Regions from separate parts of the Homo sapiens genome. Here region 2 is linked to region 1. A link is a contact called in ENCODE Hi-C data. All regions are on one chromosome and are shown on one strand. Each heading gives the region's core, a stretch centred on a gene start or an enhancer-like site at or near the end of the contact. The rest is flanking DNA. Distances are from core to core; before and after follow the strand shown. Region 1 holds the start of PRSS23-AS1 (PRSS23 antisense RNA 1). Region 2 has its middle 59 kb from the start of PRSS23.

Evidence for each region. A loop is a pair of places that touch in the nucleus more often than their neighbours do.
Region 2: a loop to region 1 is called in a map of endothelial cell of umbilical vein, with 4 times the contacts of the local background. The contact joins the enhancer-like site here to the promoter of PRSS23-AS1 in region 1. A Hi-C loop is called at or near these places in 2 of 168 maps with a recorded cell type or tissue (cardiac septum and endothelial cell of umbilical vein).

What each region holds. Positions count from the first base shown.
Region 1 is chr11:86,935,692-86,940,381 of GRCh38, forward strand. PRSS23-AS1 (PRSS23 antisense RNA 1) reads right to left here and starts at 2,794. Exons shown (of 4, transcript NR_187135.1): 1 at 2,709-2,794. It also overlaps a transcript of PRSS23 not described here.
Region 2 is chr11:86,739,341-86,744,174 of GRCh38, forward strand. No RefSeq gene overlaps it. Among named protein-coding and RNA genes, the nearest start is that of PRSS23, 59 kb to the right of the region's middle. RefSeq lists enhancers at 1,103-1,717, 1,287-1,581, 1,718-2,331. Within about 2 kb of position 1,416, at least 22 of the 41 ENCODE cell types and tissues checked have a DNase peak (open chromatin) inside an H3K27ac peak, as active enhancers do; they include endothelial cell of umbilical vein, where a contact is called at or near this core.

The sequences.
Region 1 (4,690 bases), core at 1,544-4,043:
TTTATATAATAACACTGAAGCCCAGAGAGGTTAAGTAACTTACCCAAGCTCACATCGCTAGAAAGTTACGGAACTGGGATTGGAGTTGACCCCTGCCAACTCCAAAGTACATGCTCTTTCTACTACTTGGTGCTGCCTTAGGTATATGTAGCCACTTAGGACAAACATCATTTACAGGAGCAGGTGTGATATAAAAATATGAGGCCCTTTGTTCAAATATTATTGAAAATTTCAAGATAGCAACAGCAAAGCATTAAACAAAGCACAAGGCCTGTCTAAGCACAGGGCTCTGAATGACTGCCCATGTTGCAAACCCAGGAATCCAGCCCTGCCAGCCACAATTCAGTTTGCAATGGCATCTCCCACTGAAGCAGAAAAGCTTCATAGCAATTTGCAGGCCCAGATCACACTCGCAGAATGTTTCAGTGATCATGCTTCACATGTAGGATTTCTGGCACTACCCAGAGGGTTCATTGTGAACCACCTGGCAGGACTTGGGGGCTCTGTGTGGTGGCTTTTTCAGAGTAGCCCTGGCACCTAACCTAAAGAATATTAATATCATTTCTGGTAATGCCAATTACTTTATTTTTTTTTGAGATGGAGTTTTGCTCTTGTTGCCAGGCTAGAGTGCAATGGCACAATCTCAGCTCACCACAACCTCTGCCTCCCAGGTTCAAGTGATTCTCCTGCCTCAGCCTCCCGAGTAGCTGGGATTACAGGCATGTGACACCACACCTGGCTAATTTTGTATTTTTGGTAGAGACAAGGTTTCTCCATGTTGGTCAGGCTGGTCTCGAACTCCCGACCTCAGGTGATCCGACCACCTCGACCTCCCAAAGTGCTGGGATTACAGGCGTGAACCACAGCGCCCGGCCAGCCAATTACTTTTTTTAATGTGGGGAAAGGTATATAATCTTGCTGAAAGAGTTTTGCTCCGTGTGATGGTTCATACCTGTAATCCCAGTATTTTGGGAGGCTGAGGCAGGAGGATGGCTTGAGCCCAAGAGTTTGAGACCAGCCTGGGAAACAGAGACCCCTGTCTCTACAAAAAATACAAAAAATTAGCCAGGCATGGTGGTATGTACCTGTAGTAGGAGGCTGAGCTGGGAGGATCACTTGAGCCTGGGAGGTTGAGGCCACAGTAAGCCATGATCATGCCACTGCACTCCAGCCTGGGTGACAGAGTAAAGAAAAAAAAAAAAAAAGAGTTCTGGTCATACCCTTACACCCTTACTCTTACATTTAGAACATTTAGAACATTAATGCTGCATAAATGGAACATGTCCAAAAGCCTCTTAGGATGCAAGCCTCTTTTGAAATTGCAAACTGGGACCAGTACATGTGCCCTAATAGAGGGCAGTAGGAAAAAAAGCAAGAGCTTTGCAGCTGCTGGATTACGAACCTCTCTACTGAGGCACTAACTCCTATTAAGGTGTTAGCTCCTACTGACCCAGCAGAGGCTGAGTAAAGATTGTCATTTTGGTCAATGATTCTTAATCAGTGGTATTTAATCTTTTGAGATCACAGACCCCTTCTTTGAAAAGTATGAACCATCTCCCCAGAAAAAAGACAGGTGTATGTAAAATATTCTTGCATTCAATTGTAGACTCTCTGCCTTAGCCCTAGATTTTTTAAAACCATATTTTAAAGCATGGCTCCCCTAATTATAGAATTGTCAGAGGCGTCTGAACCAGAGCAACTCCATCTTGAGTAGGGGCTGGGTAAAATAAGGCTGAGACCTACTGGGCTGCATTCCCAGACGGTTAGGCATTCTAAGTCACAGGATGAGATAGGAGGTCAGCCAAGATACAGGTCATCAAGACCTTGCTGATAAAATAGGTTGCAGTAAAGAAGCCAGCTGAAGCCCACCAAAACCAAGATGGCCATGAGAGTGACCTCTGGTTGTCCTCACTGCTACACTCCCACCAGCACCATGACAGTTTACAGATGCCATGGCAATGTCAGGAAGTTACCCTATATGGTCTAAAAGGGGAGGCATGAATAATCCACCCCTTGTTTAGCATATAATCAAGAAATAACCATAAAAATAGGCAACCAGAAGCCTTCTGTCAGTGGAGTAGCCATTCTTTTATTCCTTTACTTTCTTAATAAACTTGCTTTCACTTTATGGACTCGCCTTTAATTCTTTCTTGCGTGAGATCCAGTAACCCTCTTTTGGGGTCTGGATCCGGACCCCTTTCTGGTAACAGAATCTTCCAGTGTTAGAACTAGACACAAACTTAGAGATGATTTTTGTGAAAGCACCTTATTCCTAGTGGTGTGAAAGCTGAGGTCATTTGGGATAATAAATGGTTCTGCACATTTTCAAAGAGCTAACCCTCATTGTCAACACTACCTTGAACTAGTTGCCCCACTCCTAATTTGCTCCTGTCAAAACACTGCAGCCAAATGCAACAATCCAGTGCCACAAATGGCTGCTGCCAGGATGTCAGTGAACATTTGTCGAGCACCCGAACCAGCATTGGGCGCAAGAACAGCTCTTGCCCTTGAGAAGCTCAAACACATCTAGAGGAGAAACAAACAAGAACAATATAATGTAATATAACACATGCAATTACAGATGTTTGAACTAGGTTCAGAGGTGCCCTAAAGGAAGGTGCTACAGGCTCTGCTTGATTGGATCATGCGAGGCTCCCAGAAGAGGAAACGTGTATGCAGGGACTTGAAGAAGAAGAGGAAACACTTACTCAGGGACTTGAAGAATGAGCAGAAGGGCCACGGAGTGAAAGAGCCTCCTGGCTCAGGAGTCCAGCATGCAGGAGCAGAGAACACTGAAACAGCCTGAGAACAGGAGGAGCTGGAAGTGGCTGGGATTGGCTAGAGCATAGGGTGTGTCTGAGGAAGAGGAATGATGTGGCTGGAAGAGAGGGGAAGAGCCAGACCTGAGGGTCTTGGATATCACTCTGAGGGGTTTGGACATAAAGAAGAATATCAGCCGATGTGATGGATTAAGGAGCTCCTTCCTGGGGGTGGTGCAAGGAGGCCAGATAGTCATCTGTCCTGGATGGCCTTCCGAGGGGCTGGGGGTAGGGGTGGGGTGGGGCTGGAGTGAGGGCAGCCTCTCTGAGATCCCTATCACCTCTCTCTTTAAAAATCAGCCACTGCCAAACACTAGAGAACCTAAGAAGGCCCCTGTAAAGCAGAAACGACAGGCAGTCAGCCTAGAGTACACCTTTAAAAAGTCAGTAAGACATATACACCAGAAAAGGACCATGCTTCTCCATTAAAAGATAGCCAAATGGGAGGAGGCCTTCTCAAAAATATAGGGAAATTTCTCACTTGATGTATTGATGTTTTTCCTCTGCAGAGCTTCACATTTTTCATCCATTCTTAAAATTGAGCCAGTTTAGCCCTAGGAGGTGGGCAGGCTCTGAGGAATCATCAATCAAGAGAAGAGAACATCGCCAGAAACACGTAAGGGAAACGTTTCCATGTCACTACTTCTCAGGATTCCTGGGCATTAAGGGTACTTAAGAAGTGCTTGTAAGGAGTGTGTTTTCTCCCAAGCAAACACATAAACAAAAAATTCTAATTACAGGGACACTGCATTGAGTCTGTCCTAAAGTTGTTCTGCCTGTATTCACCACTAGGTGTCATTAGAGCCCTCTTTTAAAAGAAACAAAGCTTCAAAAAACACTGACCTCAGGAGAATAATTTTTCCAGTGTTCCTATTTCTCAGTTAAAAAAAAAAATATATATATATATATATATATATTTTTTAACATGAGTAAAAATTGCAAATGTTCAGGACTTAGCTCTTGAATGGCTACTAAAGATTATAATTCCTCAGACTACCTGCAAATATCATGAGTCTTACAGAATCACAATACATTTTTATTGAAATATCCATGGTAAATATACATCTTACAGGAAATTCCATTGCGTTTACACTATTTATTTAATAGAAATAATCTCTGGGATTATTTGCATTTATTTCTGAAGGAGGATGTTTTTCCTTCCTGAGAATAAGTTCAGGAAATGGGTGAAATGTTCAGGAAGTTAGCTAAATGCTGATGTAAATCCAAAAGGAAGGTCTGTTGTTGTTTCTTTCTTTTTTTTTTTTTAAAGGGGTGGGTGGGGGGGACACACAAAAATGCTAGGAAGTGGTTCTCTCATTCACTTATGGAAAAATGTTATACTGAATTTCTGATTTAAAAGGAAGAGGATTAGAAAAAAATGTGGGCCCATGATATGGTTTTCTGTAGATCTGGTTAGGCAATTCACAGTAGTTAGCAAAGAAAACTGTGTCAAGAAACAAAATCTACATGGGAGACATGACTTGGATTCAGTTTGTCCTAAATTAAACCTTTACTATGAAATTTGAATCGGCTACTCTAAGAAATAAGTCGTGTTAGAAAACTCTGAGTCCCGAAGAGCTGGTGGGGCCCCTTAGCACTACATAAACAACTAAATGCTACCCTCTCCTCCCAAGGACCCTGTCCCCTCCACTAACAGTGTCATGCTGACCCTCGGACTGCAAGGGGGAGTCTGAATGCAGTGAAACTCAAGATCTCCAGGGCTACTTGGTCAGTGTTGCAAGCTGCCGTGGCCTCTGGCGTTATTTATCTTTAGTTTGCAACGTAGGGGTGTGCTGTATCGGGTGTGCAGAGCAAACAGAAACTCCTTGCCTCTGAAACACTGGCATTTTAGAAAGCAAAGATTCGGCTCA
Region 2 (4,834 bases), core at 166-2,665, 200 kb before region 1:
AACCAAATATGAGATCGGGGCCAATTTTGTTCCTCTCTTACGATTTTAGAGTCTGGAAAAATCATAGCCAGTTAGCTATGAAGCCAAAGGTTAATGAGATGGACTCAATACAGGGGCAGCCATTCTGAGCCATGGGCAAACTACAGTGAGGAGCACTGCAGGCAGGAGAAAAGGGAAGACAAGGCACCAAGAGACAGAGGGTGAGAGGGATCGGAGACAGAGACACAGAGCCAAAGAGAATGGAGCCTAGAGCTAGCCACCTTGGCTCCTGACAGAGTCTTGATTTTAGGCCCAAGGGGTCCTGGCTGCACTATGGCACCTATCCTTGGCTTCCTGTGAGGTCTCCATATTCTTACAATGATTCTTTCCACCTAAGCTCATGTGAATGGGCCTCTGTAGCAACCCCCAAAATTCTGATTTCAACAGCCTGATGCAAGAGCCACCTTACCATCTGACTGCAGGCCCCCATCTTCATTTACAATAACAGCCATACCCACCATGTGTCCCAGGACAGTTGACAAGCCAGAGTTTCCATAGGTCTAGTTCCTCATCTCTGTTGCTTTGATTAACCTGCCACTGCCACCATCCCTGAATAGAGAATATGTCTTCAGCCTCCAGGCCACTCCCTACCAGTCCCACCTTTCCTCCTATGGCCTATCTCCAGGTCTCTTGCCTTCATGGGTGCAACAACCACCTTCTCAGGTCACCAGACTGCAGCTCAAGGGATACCAAGGAGCAGGTGTTCAGCCCTGAACATTGCCTTCCATTCTCATTCCTAGAGGTCCCCAAAAAATGACCCCCCTCCTCCAATACCCAGATGTGGGTTTTTAGGAATTAATCTGGACATATAATAAAGAAAAACAGAGACAGTCTAATAAAGAGATGTAGACATGAGCAGACCCTGGCTTCTTGTCTAGATTCTCATCCTGACTGGCTGTGTTAACCTCAGGCAAGTTGGCCGATATCTCTGAGTCTTGGATTTCTTACCTACAGTGACAGGGAGGGTGGATAACATGAGAATGAGGCTCCTTCCCACTCTGACATTCTAAGATCCAAATTTAAATACCAATCAGTTCGATTGGCATTTAGAGAAGAGGATCCTAGATTCTTTCTGAAACGTGTGCTTTATCATCACACCTGTTCAGGCAGCAAGTATCAGCAAAGCACCTATAGCAGTGCAGACTGGATATGGAAAAGGAACTAAATTATCACAGAAGATAACAGCACACTAACTGAAGGTTCAGAAAAAAAGGGAGGGGGGCTTCATGTCTAAGAGAAGAAGGAAGGTGTGGGCAACTGTATGAACAGCAGAGGTGCAAGGGCATGTGCATTGCTGAAACAGCAGATTTCTAAGCATGTATCACAGCAGGCTGGGCTTGCAGGCTTTATTTAGGTAAAACTCCCATTGAGCTTCAGCTCCCAGTGCCCAGTCTGACTCAGAGCTTCAGAATTTTGTCCTGCAGTGCGATGAGTCATGGTGATGAAATTTCAAGAGAAAAGGACATTTTTAAAATTAGCTGTAAGATAGCAACTGGCTGTGCTTTTGCTCTGTAAGTGCCTTTTCCAGGTTATTTGAATTCCTCCTTTTTCAAGGCAACTGGAATGGTTGGGAATGGAGGCCCTGGAATAGGCCTCTCGTTTGCCTGCCCTTGGCCACTCAGATTCCCAAAACTCCAGGGCCTCTCAGTGCTTGCTCTTTTCAAGGAAGCAAGCCAAGGACTGGGGCACTGACCCTCAGGCCTGGTCTGCCCTTCACTCTTCCGCCTGATATCTTGTGGTTCTAAGAGAATGGAGTCCTCACAGGCCCCCAAGGCTAAGGTTGGGCTGGGCTGGGTTGACCACCCCAGCTAGAAGTTCCACCATTGAACAAAGATGGAGTGTGAGAGTCTCTTCTTACCCAACCTAATTCCTCTGACTGCACAAGCCCACTTTGTGCCTTTTGACCGCGCCTCCTCTCAGGGCAGGAAATCAAAGCTGACACTGGCTTTGCAGTTGGAATATTTCCATCAGGAATGAGATGTAAATGAACAATTTCTCCACTGTTTCCTGTACAACAGAGGGTTCTGTTGAGATTGGACAGGCGTGGCTCAGTTCCCTTCTTTTATTTACCCTGATGGAGAGCGTGTTCTCAATGTTTCCATCCCTCCTCAGGGATGTGCTGTCTAATGAGTATAATTGGGATTCCCCTCAACAAATCCAAATATTCAAAGAGCTACCCAGGTCTTTAGGGAATGTGAATGGAACTACAAGCAGGAACTATGAGCCCAGCCCAGCTGGTGAGATTCAAGAAGCTTCAAAAGGCCTAAATATATCTCCCTTTTGCCAAGTTCTTCCTATCAATATGCATATATTCATTTAGTCTTTCATTTAACAAGAATTGATTGCATACCAACCATATGGCATCACTGAGCTGGATATAGAGAATATTAACATAAATAAAATACAGCTGCTGCCACAAAGAACACATCTTTCAGTATGGAAATAGTGGTAAGCAATCAGTTATAATGCAAGATGGAGTGCTATCATAGAAGTGTATACAAAATATGAGATGCAGAAAGAAGGAATGGAAAGGTAGGGATGTGATCAGGCTCTAAGAGAAAAGTAAAGATGTGTATTAGTAATTAGGTCAACAAACCAAGAAAAACAGACAAAACCTTTTCTGGTTTGTATAACCAGTATGTTGAACAAGCATGACTCATGGCATAATAATACACTGTTGACTTCTCCTGTCCTGGACCTCTCCTGCCCCACTCTCTCTCTCTCTGCTGTTTCAGATCCAACACAGTTAAAGCCATGGGCAGGAGAAGAGGTAAAGCAATAGTACAGATTTGACTTGAGTCTGGTCTTTGGCCAAGGGAAGCATCCCCTGGGTGAGCCAGAGCAGCACTCTTCTCATAGGGGCCATGCCATGGGTTGCTCCCAAGTCCCTTTGTGGGACCTCTGTCCTGCAGTCACCTTGACCCTGACAGATGTGTCGCCATTCCTGGAGCCACTTGAGGCATTGAGGAGCAGCACATTTCCAATCTTCCTGCGAAAATCCCTTCACTTCTCTCACAGGCACTTTCAGAGAAGATCTAAGATGGCCCACAGAACGGTTCTCTTTCTGGTGTGTCCCACATCTAGTGCATAGGAAATGACCTTGAACAACTCTGGGAATGCATTCCAAACCCACCCAGCACACCTCCTGGTTCCTGAACCTAGACAGCAAGTTACTCCTCTCTCATCCTCTGCCCACAGCGGGCAGGAGCCAGGACCCAGTCATGGTCTGCTCTCCCAGACATTACTCAGGACTAGTTCTCTATGGTCCCTCGTGCAAGAAATATCTTTTCACGTTCTCCTGCAGCACCTCCATGCCTCCCTCTAAGGGAGAGGGCTGTAACAGCTCTCTCCAAAGGAATCTCTTCTCTAATTCTCTCTCCAAGCTGGTCCCTCTGACCCTTTCCTCTACTCTTGACCTGGCTGAGGGCCAAGACTGAAGGTACATGAGCCCTTTTCTTGAAAATCCACATCTTGGGGATATGTTGTCATGCTCATTTTTTTAATCTTGATATTGATCATATTTGGTATGTCAGGTGAACTAATGGCAAGAAGTAGCCCATTCCAAACATCTTATGTCCCATCGCTGAAACAACCCATACTGGGAATGGTGTCTCCCAGGATGCTCACCTGAGCTGTGTTCTGTTTGTAAGTAGGCAGAGGATGGAGACCTCTTGAAGACCTAATTGTTCCCAAGATATAGTCTATGCTCCCCATCACATAAACTTCTGAGCTCCTTGGTCAAATCCGAAATGAATTTTTCATACCAGAGTTTACCCAGAGGACTGTGGGGGTGGGGTTGTGACCTGGATGGAGGACCGGAAGCTGTCCCAGTTTACTCAGTGTAGCTCGGAAAGGACAGGTTTGAAGTGAATCCATGTTTCTTCACACAGATAATTTTTTCCTCTTCAGAGTACTGGTCCACTCTGACAGCCCGTTGCCACAGAGCACCACCCACAGAGCAGAGGATCCACACTCAGTATTACATAGCATCAGCAGAAACAGAGGCTGACCCCCTTGGTGAGGCCACTTCAGTTTCCTTGTTCTTGGGCCACCCATGAGCACCTCTGACAGTTTAAAAGATACTCTTACAAGCCAAAGGAGAGAAGTATAGCCCAGGATTCCCAGGATTCCCTGGGAGCCCAACAGTCAAACTCTGAGCCCTGCGTAGGCTGTGAAAACTGAGTCACAGGTTGGTGACTCACTGGCTTGAGACCACACCATGAGTCAGGCAAAAAAGGCTGGGGACAAACTTTTATAATCTAATTTCTCCAGACTGCCTCTAGAGAACCACCCTTGAAAAAGAGCAGGCTCTGGGGTAAATGGCTGGGAAGACTTGTTGAGACACCAAACCGCGCATCAGAGAATAAAGACATACCTTGGCTTGTTGCATGTCTCACCTCACTGACAGCTTGCGGTTGTGTGCAATAGATTCTAATGTTGTTTTGTAATTTCTAACCCCACTTACTGGTAACAAATTCATCAATCACTTCAGATCTGCTGGCTGCCCTTAGTGACTCAGTGTCATTCATTATCCCCTAGCAACTGCTTATGCTTCAGTGTTTATGAAACCCTGGTGCAGAAAGGCTGTCTGGGGACAGGGGAGGTGACATAGAGCAGTGATTAAGGTCACAGGCTTGGTTATTACACAAACCTGGATTTAAATTCCGGTGTCACATTTGATAGGATCTTAGGCAAGTCACTTGCTTCATTTTTTCCATTATTAAAACAGAAATAACAGTGCACTTGAAGAGTTGCATGGAGGAATAAATGAAATCCTGTTCATAAATAGCCTGGA